Regions from separate parts of the Homo sapiens genome. Here region 1 is linked to region 2. Evidence: chromatin contacts called from ENCODE Hi-C or POLR2A ChIA-PET data. All regions are on one chromosome and are shown on one strand. The core of a region is the stretch at or near the end of the contact, and the rest is flanking DNA. Distances in the headings are between cores, read along the strand shown. Region 1 holds the start of CAB39L (calcium binding protein 39 like). Region 2 overlaps LRCH1 (leucine rich repeats and calponin homology domain containing 1).

Region 1 (2,700 bases), core at 140-2,639, 2.9 Mb after region 2:
CCAGCTACTCAGGAGGCTGAGGCAGGAGAATCGCTTGAACCACGGAGGCAGAGTTGCAGTGAGCCGAGATTGCACCATTGCACTCCAGCATAGGCGACAAGAGACTCCATCTCAAAAAAAAAAAAAAAAAAAAAAAAAAAAAAAACATCAATTATTTTGCTGTTTGTTTTGTTTTTTGGTATTCCTGATGCGAGATGTCTTTATCATGTATTGTTGATTAGGTTGTTCATCAGTTAATCTTGAATAACTGAAATCTAAGCTGAAGGCAATAATACATCGGCTTTCTTTTCATGCAAGTCAAACTGCTAAAATCTACCACAAAATATTAGCCTTTCATCAGCTTGGTCTTCAGATCCAATACATTTTCCCCTCAAATGAAAGACAATGCAATGCCATCCACAACAATGCTAAAAAAAAAAAAAAAAAAGGAGGAGGGAAACAAGGTTAAGTCCTGTCTTCTTCCTCCTACCCCAAAAAGAGCTCAGAAATTAAGGTGCTTTCCCTAACAAAGCCTCCTCCTGCTCCATGAAGTGACCAAGCATGTCATGGCAGACCCAGAGATTTATAATCTTCAACATATCGTTATCGGGGAAATCAAGATTTGACAAAATTCTTCCTTCACGCCCCGTTTCTGCAAGACCACCACTTTCTAGCTTAAAATAAAGAAAAAAAAAAGACAGCTGCAGGAATGCTTGGCTGCCCGCTAATGTACAATTTTGCCCAAACGCAGAACTTGACGCCCACTATTACCAAAGGATGGCCTTAGTAAAGTAACCCCCGCGAAGAGCAAACTGTTTAGCAGCCGCTCCCTCGAAAAGGACGGAAGAGGAGGTCTCTTCTGAACCTGAGGATAGTAGAGAGGCACTCCCCTTCCACTACTAGCTTTGCTCCTTTCTCAATCAGGCAGTTCATCAGCTAGCCTCCTTTGTCAAAGGGGGTTGATGGTCAGAATCTTTGCGAGACAAAAATTACTAAAAGAGCTCCCAGGAACCAATGTTAAGGCATCAAAGGCCCCGCCCAGCCCCCACAATGATCAACAAACCAAAACCTGGGATCCCTACTATTACCACCACCACAACCATCACCACCACCACCACCACCATTCCTCGCTCTCTCTAGCCAGGGATGAGACTCAGGCCCAGGAAACCCATCCTTTCCGCAAGTAGGAAGGCGCTGGGTCTCCTCCCTTAGGCCTCTCCTTTACCCCATTGTTCTCTCCGGACCCCTCCACTACGGCCAGGCGCTATGTATGTTTTCAACCCCCAAGAAGCCCAGTCCCAGCCACACACAAGATGGCAGCCTCACACCTACCGGAGGAAACAGCTGCGCCACCACTCCAGTGATGCCGGCCTCTCGACTACGAGTAACTCCATTGGCTCAGCTACAGTGCGCGAGACAAGCCGAGAGCGCTAGCAGTCAATCGGGAGGCGGCGCGCTCGGGCGCCACTGCGGTGCCAGCGGTAAGTGCGCCGAGTCTCTGAGGCGTGAACCAGTGGGGAGTGCGACCAATCAATGGGCTCCTGGCTGGGTGGTGGGACGGCCGGCGTCCGACTCCTCCCATGTAGTGATCGGTTTAGGTAGGTCGGCCTGGTCCCCGGCGGAGGTTACGCCTTCCCTCATCCCCGGTAGAGGCAGGGCGGGACTGTTGTGGTTGAGATGAAGGCTAGTAAATGGTGAAGTACTTCCCGGCCAGAGGGCACCTGCGCTCGGGAGGTTTGGGCGGCTTGGCGTCGGAGGAGAGCCCCACCCGCGGAGGAACCCAGCCTTGCCAACGGAGCTGGCGGAGCTCACTCCTCAGGTCAGGCGGGCGGCGTAGAAAACGCAGCGGAGCCAGGTGAAACCAAGGCACCGCCGTGGCTGGCCCCCGACAGTTCCTCTAGCCGGGAGGTTGGAGGAGCTGAAAACGCCGCGGAGCCCTCGGCCGCCCGAGCAGGGGCTGGACCCCAGCCCTTGCAGCCTCCCTTCTCCTGGCACCCAAGTGCAGTCCTGGCTGCAGAAGGGGCCGCGGGCGCACTGAGTTTCCAACCTCCATTTCAGCCTGTCTGTCTCAGGGTGCAGCCTTAATGAGAGGTGATTCCTAAGCTGCTGGGAACCTGAGGTTGTCAAAGGGGCGGCAGGAAATGGACAGCAGTATAAAACCCAGAAGCAGAACTTGAAGGTTAAACCACTAGCCCATTTCACAGGTAAGATTACACGAGCCCTTAAATACAGCAAGTTCAGTCATTCATCCAAGATCATGGAGTTCAGATTAGATAGTAACACTTCTGACTCGCTATCAGCCACAGCCCAATAAGTAATTAAGTAAGGAAAGATATGTAATTAACTGTGCTCTTTGGCATGTGGAAACCTGCAGTGAGCTCTGTAAATACTAACACATGAGGCCAAGGAGAGGAGTAAATTTGAAGAGGTCAAATGGAGTAACCAAAGCATAGGCTCTGAAACCATGCTGCCTGGTTCCTTATTTCGTGTCTGCCACTTACGGTATGGCATTCCTTAGCTTCCTCATCAGCAAACGAGCTGCTAATTTAACCCACATGACTGTTAGGGGGATTAAATAAGAACACGTGAAGTAGTTAGAAGCGTGACTAACCCGTGGTTCTTAAGCGTGACTTAACCCGTGGTTCTGTCGTTACAATTAAAACGTAAGGAGCCGAGAGGAAATGGTAAACGTGTTTTTAAAGCCTGTTTTAGAAACGAAAA
Region 2 (2,700 bases), core at 126-2,625:
CTAGGCAATGGGATTTGTACTGAAAGACATAGGATAATTATGACACTTCAATTATAGTCCGTTCAATTCACCACTGGGGTGGTTCTAAGTTTAGTTCATGGTGGCTTTCTCCCAGGAAATCTAAAGTACTTTACATATATAGCTCCATTGTTTCTCATAGCATGCAACCTTAACCCAGTGTTTTCACATGTGATTTGAGAGCTCGATACCCAAATTATGGTCCATGCACCAGCAGCACCGGCATCACCTAGGAGCTGGTGGGAAATGCAGGCTCTCAGGCCTCACCCAAGGCCTCATGAATCAGAGTCTGTATTTTAACAAGATTTCGGGTGATCTGTGTGCACATTACAGTTTGAAGAGATAAGACACCAAAGTTAACTATTTTTCCTGTTATCACATGGCAAGTAGATCTCCAGTCCTGAGTCTGGGTTGCATAGCTTGTGATGTTGATGTTGCAAAGATGCAGGTGCCTTCTTTTCCCATGATGATGCAGAGCCCCCTCAGCTCCTGTTGGAGCCTGTGATGGTCTCTACACTCCGTGTTTTTCTTCTTAGGCTCTTTATCTGTACCTGCGTTGCTTTTGTCCCTTAAGGTTTTGTCCCTTTGATTTCCTCTTAAGTGCTCTGAACTTAATCATTTTTTGTTTCTTAATTTTAACATGGCCATTTCAGTCTGATGACAGTTTTATAATCAAAACCCACATGCAATCGATTAATAATGTTTTATAAAGCAACAGTTGCTACGAAAAAAAGTGGATCTTCCTGAGATGAGGCTATATGTAAAATATGGATGGAATTTGTATGCCAATTGGGAACTGATGGAGAAATGTATTTTGGTCTGACATAAAAGTTCCTTTCTCAAACTACTTTCATACAACTAAGCAATGAAAGAGCAGAGAATTCTCAACTTGCTTCACTACTGGAAAGTAAAGGGAAATTTATGGGGGTAATAGTGACATTGAGAAGTAGTTCTTTAAAGAACTGCATTTTTCATAGGTAACTGGAAACATTTCCAGCTTTGAAAATGAACAGATATCTTTTTCTCTCATGTTTAGTAAGGCTTTAGAAATGAGTAGGAACAATTTGGTAGAATTTCTTACCTGTATTTCAAAACATGCTGAGTCTACTTGTTAAGTAAGATGTTTTAAAAGCATTTGGTCCTTGGAATTCTGCTACTCATAAGAATGCATTTCTAGAGCCGGGCGTGGTGGCTCACGCCTGTAATCCCAGCACTTTGGGAGGCCGAGGCAGGCGGATCACGAGGTCAGGAGATCAAGACCATTCTCGCTAACACGGTGAAACCACGTCTCTACTAAAAATACAAAAAATTAGCCAGGCATAGTGGTGGGCGCCTGTAGTCCCAGCTACTCGTGAATCTGGGAGGCGGAGCTTTCAGTGAGCAGAGATCATGCCACTGCACTCCAGCCTGGGCGACAGAGCGAGACTGCATCTCAAAAAAAAAAAAAAAAAAACAAAAAAACGCATTTCTATAACCTGCACCGATTTTGTAGAAATTAGTGTGATCTGAAGCTAGTTGTCCTGAATATGCTTTATGTAAATATGTGTGGCTCACTCAAGTAATTTTCATTCTTTAGATTACATCTCTCGATCTTTTTGGATGTAACTGGATTTGCTGGAGTTAAGAAAGAACGTTGTCATTCCCCCTGCCCACCCCCACCTTCCTCGGCTATTGATGTAATAAATGTAATTACGGTACTAAGAAATCCTTTCCAGCTGAAGGAACAAACCACAAAGTCTGTGCTTTAAATCTTTGTAATTTTTTCTTTCCGTTTAAAATCTAAGCCATATATTCAGATTTGGGCGTGCTTTTTGCAGGTGTCTATTTTTAGAGCTTTCCCTGTTTTGTAATTTCCCAGTTCTCAGTCATGAGTATTGGGGAAAAATGCACATTAAAATTGGTTTTTACTTTTGTTTTATTTTAAAATTTGTTTTGAGTTTTATAACTTTAAAAGCCTCGTGCATTCTTTTCACAGCTTCCAGCCCCAGGAACATGGCAATGGAACATGTTTATTGCCAGTCTAGCATCTAGAAAAAGCTAACTCCTGGATGACACAAAGTAAATGATTGCAAAAAGAAAGAGAGAGAGGAAGAAAGGATGACAGGCAGGGGAAAGATCAGGGGGTCTGACCACAGAGGTGGCGCATTTTACTGAATTAAGCATGATAGTTGTTGCCCAGGAAGGTCTCACAGAGGGCCACATGTGGGGTCAGAGGTTGCCTGTCACATGTGGTTGGCAGCCAGAAACAGCCATAGCAAGGCTGAGGGGAGCATCATTCATTTTTTCATTCAGTTAGGTTTTTGTTTTTGTTTTTTGAGACAGGGTCTCCCTCTGTCACTCAGGCTGGAGTGCAGAGGTGCAATCTTAGCTCACTGCAGCTTCCACTTCCCCAGGCTCAAGGGATCCTCCCACCTCAGCCTCCCGAATAGCTGGGACTATAGGCACACGCCACCAACACCCAACTGATTGTTGTATTTTTAGTAGAGATGGGGTTTCGCCATGTTGCCCAGGCTGGTCTCAAACTCCTGAGCTCAAAGCAATCCGCTGGCCTCAGCCTCTCAAAGTGCTGGGATTACAGGCGTGAGCCACCATGCCCAGCTTCAGTTAATGTTTATTGAGTTCCCTCCCTGGGTTAAGGAATGATACTTCAGCTTTAACAGTGAGGGGTAGGCGCCAGGATCA

What was found. A loop is a pair of places that touch in the nucleus more often than their neighbours do. ChIA-PET counts read pairs that join two places held with the same protein, here RNA polymerase II (POLR2A). Pooled maps may share reads with other maps.
Region 1: a loop to region 2 is called in a pooled map, with 2.5 times the contacts of the local background. The contact joins the promoter of CAB39L here to the enhancer-like site in region 2. A Hi-C loop is called at or near these places in 2 of 50 pooled maps. POLR2A ChIA-PET finds 5 or more read pairs at or near these places in 2 of 52 experiments (OCI-LY7 and T-cell).

Annotation. Positions count from the first base shown.
Region 1 is chr13:49,442,675-49,445,374 of GRCh38, forward strand. CAB39L (calcium binding protein 39 like) reads right to left here and starts at 1,390. Exons shown (of 11, transcript NM_001079670.3): 1 at 1,312-1,390. SETDB2-PHF11 (SETDB2-PHF11 readthrough) reads left to right here and starts at 1,600. Exons shown (of 21, transcript NR_135324.2): 1 at 1,600-2,183. SETDB2 (SET domain bifurcated histone lysine methyltransferase 2) reads left to right here and starts at 1,600. Exons shown (of 14, transcript NM_001160308.3): 1 at 1,600-2,183. RefSeq lists enhancers at 768-837, 1,207-1,979, 1,218-1,297, 1,980-2,700 and silencers at 1,306-1,786, 1,458-1,507.
Region 2 is chr13:46,584,101-46,586,800 of GRCh38, forward strand. All of the region lies in intron 1 of LRCH1 (leucine rich repeats and calponin homology domain containing 1), which reads left to right. Among named protein-coding and RNA genes, the nearest start is that of LRCH1, 32 kb to the left of the region's middle. Within about 2 kb of position 1,376, at least 3 of the 41 ENCODE cell types and tissues checked have a DNase peak (open chromatin) inside an H3K27ac peak, as active enhancers do; they include OCI-LY7, where a contact is called at or near this core.